4 separate regions of the Homo sapiens genome follow, and regions 1, 2 and 3 are each linked to region 4. The links are chromatin loops, found by intact Hi-C in ENCODE. Cell type or tissue: B cell. All regions are shown on one strand. Region 1 overlaps LPP (LIM domain containing preferred translocation partner in lipoma). Region 2 overlaps LINC01991 (long intergenic non-protein coding RNA 1991). Region 3 overlaps LPP (LIM domain containing preferred translocation partner in lipoma). Region 4 overlaps LPP (LIM domain containing preferred translocation partner in lipoma).

What was found. Peaks named below come from ENCODE experiments on the same cell type or tissue, not always from the same donor. Only the 100,000 strongest peaks of a DNase experiment are listed, where the experiment ranks them.
Region 1: it touches region 4 in a loop (2.5-fold over the local background); 3 of 110 quality-filtered maps call a loop at or near these places.
Region 2: it touches region 4 in a loop (2.6-fold over the local background); 2 of 110 quality-filtered maps call a loop at or near these places.
Region 3: it touches region 4 in a loop (2.0-fold over the local background); 2 of 110 quality-filtered maps call a loop at or near these places.

Annotation. Positions count from the first base shown.
Region 1 is chr3:188,438,167-188,440,666 of GRCh38, forward strand. All of the region lies in intron 4 of LPP (LIM domain containing preferred translocation partner in lipoma), which reads left to right. Among named protein-coding and RNA genes, the nearest start is that of LPP-AS1, 130 kb to the right of the region's middle. In B cell, no CTCF peak of the experiment used is centred here; a DNase peak (open chromatin) is centred at 1,135; H3K4me3 peaks cover 1,694 bases; H3K27ac peaks cover 2,500 bases.
Region 2 is chr3:187,973,701-187,976,200 of GRCh38, forward strand. All of the region lies in intron 1 of LINC01991 (long intergenic non-protein coding RNA 1991), which reads right to left. Among named protein-coding and RNA genes, the nearest start is that of LINC01991, 1.5 kb to the right of the region's middle. In B cell, CTCF peaks have their summits at 1,129 and 1,328; DNase peaks (open chromatin) are centred at 390, 1,241 and 1,991; H3K4me3 peaks cover 1,130 bases; H3K27me3 peaks cover 678 bases.
Region 3 is chr3:188,748,058-188,750,557 of GRCh38, forward strand. All of the region lies in intron 8 of LPP (LIM domain containing preferred translocation partner in lipoma), which reads left to right. Among named protein-coding and RNA genes, the nearest start is that of MIR28, 61 kb to the left of the region's middle. In B cell, CTCF peaks have their summits at 1,184 and 1,384; a DNase peak (open chromatin) is centred at 1,154.
Region 4 is chr3:188,581,527-188,584,026 of GRCh38, forward strand. All of the region lies in intron 6 of LPP (LIM domain containing preferred translocation partner in lipoma), which reads left to right. Among named protein-coding and RNA genes, the nearest start is that of LPP-AS1, 14 kb to the left of the region's middle. In B cell, no CTCF peak of the experiment used is centred here; DNase peaks (open chromatin) are centred at 455 and 1,015; H3K4me3 peaks cover 795 bases; H3K27ac peaks cover 2,500 bases.

The DNA of each region.
Region 1 (2,500 bases), 140 kb before region 4:
TGGATCATAACTGACCAAACAGACAGGTTGGTTAGAATGTATGACCAGTCATAGCTGTGTAACTGAGGAACTGATTATATTCCTGTGACTAATGAAAAAGCCCAATCTTAGAGTAGCTGTGGTAATTATAATGAGAATACTAGTAAAACATTTTAAGGTGTTGTGTTCCAGACACTATTCCATGCATTACACACACACACACACACACACACACACACACACACACACACACACAGTCTCATTTAATCCTCATAATATTATGAGGTAGTGCTATTATTAATATCCATTTTCTGGATGAGGAAACTGAGGCCCCAACCAGTGAAATAACTTGCTTTGAGTCCCATATTAAGTAGTACTACCCAGGCAACCTGGCCCCAGAGCTTACTTACACGTGTAGTAACTACACTGTTCTTCCCATTTATGAGGTGATTAAACTATGGAGGCAGGCATGGCATACCTGCAGAACAGGACTAGAATCTCATAGGTTTTTGAACTTATTAGGCAGACCTAAGGTTTTTTACACTTCCTGAGGCTATAGAACAGAACTAATCTCTTAGCCTTAATGTCACTATAACGTAAAAACCACGTGAAGAGAATTACGATGGTGAGCAGAGGATAGGACACTTATTATAGTTGTTACCTCATTTATTTAATTCTTTGTTTCTTAGAGAATAAGATTCTGGTACATAGCAGGTTCCCATTAAATACCTATTGATTTAAAGTTTAAAACAAGGAATAATGGCTAAATGAATCATTGAATGCATATGTCTATTTCTTGGAGGTCTAATCATGTTTTCAAAACTTTGGCTCAACTGTAGTTAGTGCAGAGTATGTATGGTCATTCTGCTAGAGCAAAATCTTAGTATAGGATTAAAGAACTCTGCAAATTGTTAAAACATGCAGGTACACTAGTTTCAAAATGTATTAGTTTGATTTATTATTGTCATTTTCTGATAAAGAAAGGGGAGTAGTCTCCCCTAAAGTTTGGTGATTAAGTCACCAGCCACCTTTTCTATTTTGGTTGTTGTGGTAATTGGTGTTTCCTGGAAATTTTCCCTCTGTTCTATTAATAATGTTAAAGGGGGTTACAGCCGTGACTCACTCCAGGAAGTCAACCATCATTCGCTTCCTCAATCTCACCAACCAGTCCCCATGTACAAAATCAGCGACTTCTGCAAATGAGTTACTTTACAGCTCTCAAGAGAGTTCTAGAAAATACAGCTTTTGTATTTCGCTGTGTGCTTCCTGCCTTGGCAGAGAGTAAAACAAACCTTCATGTTTTGCTCCTTGGTAGTCTCGAGATAATTGACCAGTTAGGTAACTAGTGTAGTCTCACTCAAGAGAAATCCCACTTGCTGTCTAACAAAAGTCCCTTGGCACTCAGATTTGCAAAGTTAAACCTGGGGACAGTTCATGAAGTCCAGTGGAGTCTATACTTCTTTTATACCTGGCTTTATGTTTCTGTATTCATTATTTTGCTCAATGTTTAATTAAGTAATGAATATTTTAACTTGTTCAACATATAACTCCGTATGTCTTAGCACTGCTGTGTAGTAGATACCATCATAGGCACTGAGGATGCAGTACAGACATGGTAGCTGCCCTTGGGAACCTTCTATCCTAGTTATTGTTCACTATATTACCAAGTTAACCACAGGGAAAACAAGTTCAGAGAATACATAGGCTGTGGGCCTGTCCTAAAGGAATCAATCTGTAACCGACATGTCTAAAGTTGTGCAGGATAGGATTATTCCACTTAATTCTGTAATTTGTTTTGTCTGGAATTTATCTCATCTATGCCCCCACCCTCACTCATACACATAAACATGGAGATGGAACTTAACTGTGCATTCTCGTGGTACTTAAATTTTTGTACCTTGGATTATCAAAATTTTTGTTCATGTCCTAGCTTCTCTGCAAGTTCTTTGGTTAAAACCAGTGTGTGACACATCTCTGGATCAGAAATGTCTTCCTTTCTACCTTTCACCTTCCCCAACCTTCCTGGTCTCCTAGCACAGTGCCAGATGAATGACAGCTGTTTAGTATGTTTGGTAAATGCTAACTGTGTGTGATCTTAGAAAAGTTAGTGAACTTTGCTGATTTTCAGTGTCCTCTTTCGTAAAAAAGAGAATAATAACCATTTCTACTTCCTAGGTTGTTGTCAAGGTTAAGTATTATATTTAAAGTTTTTTTTTAGTAGTGACTAGCACTTAGTAAGCACTTACTGAATGTTATCATTAATAAATGATCTTACAAAGCAGTAGCATTTCCTTCTAGGATTTTTTTGTAGTCCTTCATGATTGATAGAGAAGAGACATGCAGTCTAGGATTTCACATCAGCTTTTTAAATATAGGAAACCAGATGTAAATATGCTGCTTCGGTTATTTACATCTGACATTCTTGCATGCTTGCTGACAAAACATTAAGTAAAAATTATGCTACTCTTTCCCTTAGATGTCAATTCATGGTCACATTAAAGTCACAAGATTTTTCCTGAAA
Region 2 (2,500 bases), 610 kb before region 4:
GGCAGGAGATTTCCTCGAACCCGGGAGGTGGAGGTTGCAGTGAGCTGAGATTGTGCCATTGCACTCCAGCCTGGGCAACAGAGTGAATCTCAGTCCCAAAAAAAAAAAAGTATAATAACAAGAGCAAATGATATTACCTGATTTTTGCCCTGCACTTTCAGATTCTAGAGCACTGCCACCTCCATCATAATATGTGACCCTCACAGCCATCCTCTGAGGTAAGCTAGGGAGGATTTATTATCCCCATTTCACAGATAGAAAAACTGACACTCAGAGATGTGCAGTAACAAGTTGCGCTCCCTCTTAGCTGCCTTTGTAGAGTTAAAAAAGGGAACATGGAGACCATGTGCTCCTGGATGTTCCTCCACGGAGCCCAGCAGCTTTGGAATCCTCTCGAGCTTTCAGGAGGAGCCCCTACTTCAGGCTTCAACAGCTCATTTACTGGCATAGTGAGATGCTAATGATAGAAACCACCAAATGGACAGTTTTAACTAATCTGACTTCCCCCTTCACTAATGAATGCAGCCACTTTGTCCCACAAAATCAGTAGTGGGTTAGAACCCCTTCTTTCCTTCTGGTAGAATTCACCTGCCTCTGGTTTCATCAGCCAAGAGGCCTGAGAGCAGCCAATCAAGAAAGCAGCAATCAAAGTAATTTTTAAAGGAGTTGATGAAATTAAGAACATTGGGTTTTATTAAGCCAGGTCCAGAAGACCTTCCTAGCTGTGAGACCTCATGCAAGTCATTTCACCTCCCTGTGTCTTACTTCCATCTGAAAAATGGGTCGAAAATAAGCCCCGTCTGACTCACCATGTAGACTAGTTCTAAGATCATAGTTAGGTGTTATTAGCACCTTGTAAATATGTTCTCAGAAGGCGAGGGGTACTCAGTTCTATCCATGCAGGAATTTCCAAACATGTAACTCAAGGGGCAGAGAGGTAGCCTAGGAAAAGCATGGGCCTCATGGGACACAGACTACTAGGTGTGGCACGTGCAGTGACGCCTGCATTGTGGTGAGAAGAGAGACACAGGGATGCCACAAGCAGCTACACAAGACCCCTTTCCACATGTACCCAGGCTGACAAAATCACCAGAAAATACAAGCCTTTAAAAGAATCAATTAGTCCCACAATTTTATTCCCCAGGGAAGATAAAATTTACACGCTTCCTGTAATCAATCAATCCCACAAACCTCTTGAAACTTCAGTCAGAAAATTTGCAAACTGCTAAGCAATACACAACTTTTTTTATAGGTGGCAGACTAGAGGTGGGAAGGGAACATCAGGCTCTTTGATACATGTAAACGAAAACATGTTGGTCTTTAAAGAGTTATGATGAACTCTCGGTTTTTCAATAGGAGACTAGAATTTTAAAATCATAGACAGTAGAGCCAGAAAACCTCTTAGAGGCCATTTTCTAATGTATCCTCCCCCCACCCATTTTACAGAAAAGGAAACTAAAACTCAGACAGACGTGACCTGCTTCCAGTTATACCACAAGGTAAAATCAGATAAAATCATGAGCTGTGTCCCTTTCTGCATTTAACTCAGCACACATTTACTAAGCACCAACCAAATTCTTGCTGAAGAAACAAAGATGGATAAGTCGCAGAATGCATCTTCAAGGAATTCAGAGTCCATTAGGGAGACAGACATATAAGCAGATGATTCCAGCACAGATTGGCATGTGCTATATTAATGATACAGAGTGCTATGAGAATACACAGAATTGGGAGTGGCTAATTCTGCCTGGGGTTGCCAGGAAAGTCTCCATCCAGGAGTGGGCATTTGAGTGCATTGACAGATAGAGTGGAAGAGCATTCCAAGCAAAAGGAAAAGAGTGAACTAAAGCAAGGGGACGGGAGAGAACACAGCTTGTGTGGAAAGCCCCACACAAATAGTTTGAAACAGCTGGAGGGTTTATAGAAGGTGCTGCAAAACCACCTCAGGGGATGTCACTAGGTCACAGCTGCCACCCTCCACCTCATTTGGCATGCTCCCTGGGGCTACGGCCTGTGTCCACCTAATGGGCCAGTATAACACCTGGCCAAGTGCCGATGGCATGGTGGGGCTTAATGAATTCCCTTTGAAGATGAGAGGATTGTGAGGGAGAAAAGAATTTGCCACTCAAGTGAGTCAACTGGAACGGAAGGTGTGTCCTGGCTTCTGAGACCTAGCACTCTGGCTGGTTGACCAGACAGCCGAGGTCACCTCCCCTGGGGCCACAGGGTTCTACTTGGGAACATCAAGTCTTTTTTCAGCAAGTTGTTCCTAAGCCACAACACTCTGGCTCACCCCCTGCCTTTGTAGTTTTACCAGTATAATTGATCCCAGAGCTCGGTTTCTGCCATACCCCTTGGTTTCCTAGGGAGTGATGATATATGCAGGCCTCCTTGGAGCTGCAGCACAGCCCAGGCCTCCTGGGGGAGAACACGGAGGGATATGTAAGAGGCAGACATAAATAGTCTTGCACTGCAGTAGTCATCCTTTTGGGTGCTCTGA
Region 3 (2,500 bases), 170 kb after region 4:
TTTTTTAGAATGTCATTGCTGATGGAAGCCCCAGATATATAAGTACATCTGCTCCATCGTACTGGTGATTTTTATAGATATTCATAAGAAAATTTATTTTACAGCAGTTTATTTTAGAGGAATTCTTTGCATTTTATTTGTATGTGTGTATACTTATTTTACTGGCAGGATACACACACATGTATATACACACACACACATACATATATACACATACATACATATATATATGAATGTATGTTTGTATCCTGTCAGTAATACTTTGAGGTACCTAGGGCTGAGATTACTATTTCTCTTCCACCTATGGCTCAAATGGGTAAAATAGCTTACTCAAAGTCACAGTTCATACATGTGGTGCAGCTTGAATCAAAACTCAATTCTTCTATCCACAGATTTACCACTACTTGAGTAGTCTGTGGTGTTTAAAAAAAATAATAAACAACAGGCCGGGCACAGCGGCTCACACCTGTAATCCCAGCACTTTGGGAGGCTGAGGCAGGTGGATCACAAGGTCAGGAGTTTGAGATCAGCCTGGCTAACATAGTGAAACCCCGTTTCTACTAAAAATACAAAAAATTAGCTGGGCATGGTGACGTGCGCCTGTAATCCCAGCTACTCGGGAGGCTGAGGCAGGAGAATCACTTGAACCCGGGAGGCAGAGGTTGCTGTGAGCCAAGATTGTGCCGTTGCACTCCAGCTTGGGCAACAAGAGCAAAACTCTGTCTCAAAGTAATAATAATAATAAGACGAAGAAGTAACAAAGCCAAACTGGAAAGTTTCTGTTAAATGAATGTTCTAGATAATACCAACGTATAAAGCAATCATTTTATACCAGCTATGGTCAAACAGGGACCAGAGCCTTGACTTTTTTTTGCCTCAACACAGCTCTGCAGAACCCACTCAGTACCCCATGTCCTACTGCCATTCCTTTGGTTTCCAGAACATTGAGATGTACAAATCCAAAACACCACAGTGTTTCAGAGAGAAATGGCATGACTCTACTGGTTGCAATTGTAATGGAGTTCACCTTGTTCTGGAGTCATACAGAAGCCATGTTGTAGACTTAGTGTCCCACGCAATACTCCTAATTACAATGAAAATCTACTGTTAGGTAGAAGGAGAAATTCCTCACAATCAGGCAACAGCGCCTACTAGTGGGAAGAAACTGATACTTGAGGTAGGGCACCTGGGAGATAGCTCTGTGCATCTTGAGAGAGTGCTACACTGAGAGCCCAAAGGCTCTCAGGTCTCATCTCTCCTGACAGCTTGCTATGACATCTTAATCAATGAATTGCCTCTCTCTTACCCTTTGTTATAGAGTCTGTAAATGAAGAGTTTGGAATGGCTACTTTCTAAATTTTCTACACGTCCTATGACCCTTGAAATCCTCTTAACAATGTATTATGGATACTTTGCTACTAAACGGTAAAACAGAATCCCGAGTAAGATGAATTGGCTTCCTAAGGAAGTAGTGTCAGGGGAGAATAGCACCATCTTTGGGGCCAGTTCCATTTATGCAGGTAATATGGTATGGTCCAGCTCAAAGATCACTGGACTGGGCTGAGTTGCAACTCTGCTACCTACTTCTCAAGTCATGTACAAGGTCATTCCTATGTTAACTCATGTGTTGGGAAGATGATAATTGTCTCATTTAGCTTTTAGTTATTATAAGATTCATATGAGAATATAGAAATTATGAAGTTTTATGTGAATCTGCAAATTTATTTTCAGTCTTTATATATCACAATTTTAATTTAGGCTAATTATAATTTTTATTTTCCCCTTTTTGTTCTATATTCTAAATTCGTATCTCCCATGGAGGCAGGTACTGTATGGACAAAATCTTTTATTAGTCACATATTGTTTTCATCCATTTTGTGCTGCTATAGCAGAATAACTGAGACTGGGTAATTTATAAAGAATGAAAATTTATTTTATCACGGTTCTAGAGGCTGGTAAGTCCAAGATCAAGGCACCAGCAGGCTTGGTTTTCTGGTGAGGGCTACTCTCTGTTTCCAGGATGGTGCTTTGTGCTACCTCCTCACATGGCAGACAGTGGAAGAGCAAGCCAGCAGAATGCCGCATGAAGCCTCTTTCACAAAGGGCTTTATCCCATTCATGACAGAGAAGCCCGTATGGCCTGATCAACACTTTTTAATAAAATCACAATATCTACTGCTGAATTTTGGAGGGAACCAATTCAAATCATAGCACACATCTTTTCTAAAATGGAAAGGGTAATATGATCATTGGAGAAATACTCATTCCTTTGCATATTGGTTTACTATCCAAGCCAGGTGTGGTGGTTCACACTTGTAATTCCAGCACTTTGGGAGGCCGAGATGGGTGGATCACCTGATGTCAGGAGTTTGAGACTAGCCTGGCCAACATGGTGAAACCCCATCTCTACTACAAATATCAAAAAATTAGCCAGCCATGGTGGCACACACCTGTAATCCCAGCTACTCAGGAGGCTGGGGCCAGAGAATTGCTTGAACCT
Region 4 (2,500 bases):
TCATTAATGTCCTGGTCCTGGACTTTACTCATTGACCACAGGACAAGTGGCTCAACTCTCTCCTGCCACTACCCAGGCTGTTAGTCCTGTTGGGAGGCTCAGGGCCCAACTCACTCATCTGTAACTCTCATCTCCATTCAGCTGCAGCCTCTACAGCCCCTGGTTATACCCTGGATCTTATCATTGCTTCGCTCTATTTTACCTCCTAAATCGTAAAAATTAAAACCAGCCTCGGAACACAACCCCTCATTCTTCCAGCACTCTCTCTCATTCAGGTAACTCCTATTCTACTTTTCTTCAGCATATTTACCTTCTATTACCTTTCTTTTTCCTCACCAGTCTCTTATATTTCCTTTATTATCCAACTTACAGTCTGTGGTTCAATACTTCAGCCGACTCTTCCAACACATGACCTTCTTTCGGTAGGCTTTTTTCAGAGTTTCCCTTTTGTACTTGCCCTTATGTAAATCTGTGGCACAGTCAGGCCATCTTGCCAACTTTTCACAGTTATTGCACACCACACTCTGTTGGTTTTCTTCCTACCATTCTGAACAATTTCACTTCAGGGCTCTCCTTAGTGGCTCTTCGTCTCCCTCTCCTTGAATGTCGTTTTACCTTTTTCTTTTTCTTTTTTTTTTTTTTTTTTTTTTTTGAGACAGACTCTCATTCTGTCACCCAGGCTGGAGTGCAGTGGCGCAATTTCAGCTCACTGCAACCTCTGCCTACCAGGTTCAAACGATTCTCTTGCCTCAGCCTCCCGAGTAGCTGTGTCTACAGGTGTGCACCATGCCTGGCTAATTTTTTTTTCTTTTTTCTTTTTTCTGTTTTCTTTTTATTAGAGATGGGGTTTCACCACGTTGGCCAGTCTTGTCTCGAACTCCTGACCTCAACTGATCCACCCACCTCGGCCTCCCAAAGTGCTGGGATTACAGGCATGAGCCACCGTGCCTGGGCTTGAATGTTGTTTTCCTTTGGTGGGGCTTGGGGAGGGGTGTCTTTCCTAGGGCCTGCTCTTGTTTCACTTCCCACATTTGGTTAAGAGAGCCTTTAACTACTATGGCCTCAACTATCAGCTCTACAATATGATATAAATTTGTTTCAGTAAACTTGCTCTTCAGATTCAATTGTTTCTAACTGCTTATCGCTCAGGTGCATTTGGATGTATTGCAGAAATCTCAGCCTCAATGTTTTCAAAATAAACTCATCCACTTCTCTCAGGAATTTTTTCCACTCCAATGTTGTTCGGTATGTGGCATCACCATCTAACCAGTTTCCTAAGCCAGAAGTTTAGGTATTATTTCTAAGCCCTCTCTTTCCCTTATTATCAATTTTACCTCCTAAATATTTCACAATCTTTCTACTTCTCCTCATTTCTGCTGCGGTACGTGATTTCAGATCAGCATCATCTTTCATGGACCATTGGTGATATCCCCCTAACGGGTTTCCTTGTATCCATTTCCCCACCATCGCCCCAATCTATCCACCAAGGCTTTCCTAAAATGCAAGTCTGACTGTATTACTTTCCTGTCTAATATGTTATCTCCTTATTCCTGTAGTATAAGACAGTGATTAGGAAAACAGGCTCTGAAGTCAAATAGAAATGAGTTTGAATCTCATATAACTATGTGATCTTGGACAAAATAACCTTTTTTGGTTTGTTTTCCACGTGCGAAATAGGAACAGTAATTGAACTTTTCTTTTTAGATGTTGCATACCTCTCTGGTATACATGAAGAAGATGTGTAGTATCTCATTCCCACCCCGCTTATGCACCATGCTATAGTCACACACTGCCTTTGCTCTGATCCCCAGAGACATTGAGCCACCACTGGAGAGTCACATGATATTGTTTTTAGCCTGGAACATTGTTCACTACCTCAGTCTTTTATTGCCTTGTCTCAACATAGACGCCATTTCCCTTAAGACATTTTCAGCACACTCCTCTGGTATAATTTAGTTTAAATGTCCTTGCTGTGTTCTCCTGTGTTTTTCTCCTTGAACTTCCTAATCCTTACACCTTCCACCCTGCAAATGATCATTATCTCACTGCCTCTCCCAAATGATAACCTCTTTCCACCCATTTTAAGTTCCATGAGGACGATGACCATTGACCCGGACCGCGTTGTTAAACTTCTTAGTCTCAGCTGCCAAGAGCTTAGCACAGTGTCTAGCAGAGATCGGACACTCAGTAAATATTTGATGAATGTTTATAGTGTGACTGTCTCGCCAGTGCACATACAACAAAGTGATCCCATCTTTCCTTCTGTATCATAAAATAGAATTTTCTTACCTCTGTAATTTCTCCCTAGGAACCAGACTGCTTCTAGAGAGCTTCTTCACAAAATCAAATTAATTGGTATTTTACAAGGAGGGAAAGCCCCAGGACAAGTCCCTTCTCTTGACCACAAAGTTCTGTGTTTCTCATCTTTCCTCTTGATGTCTTGGTTTCAGCAAAGCAACATTTCTATCCCTGCCCCCTGCTCCCCCATAATCCTACAAAT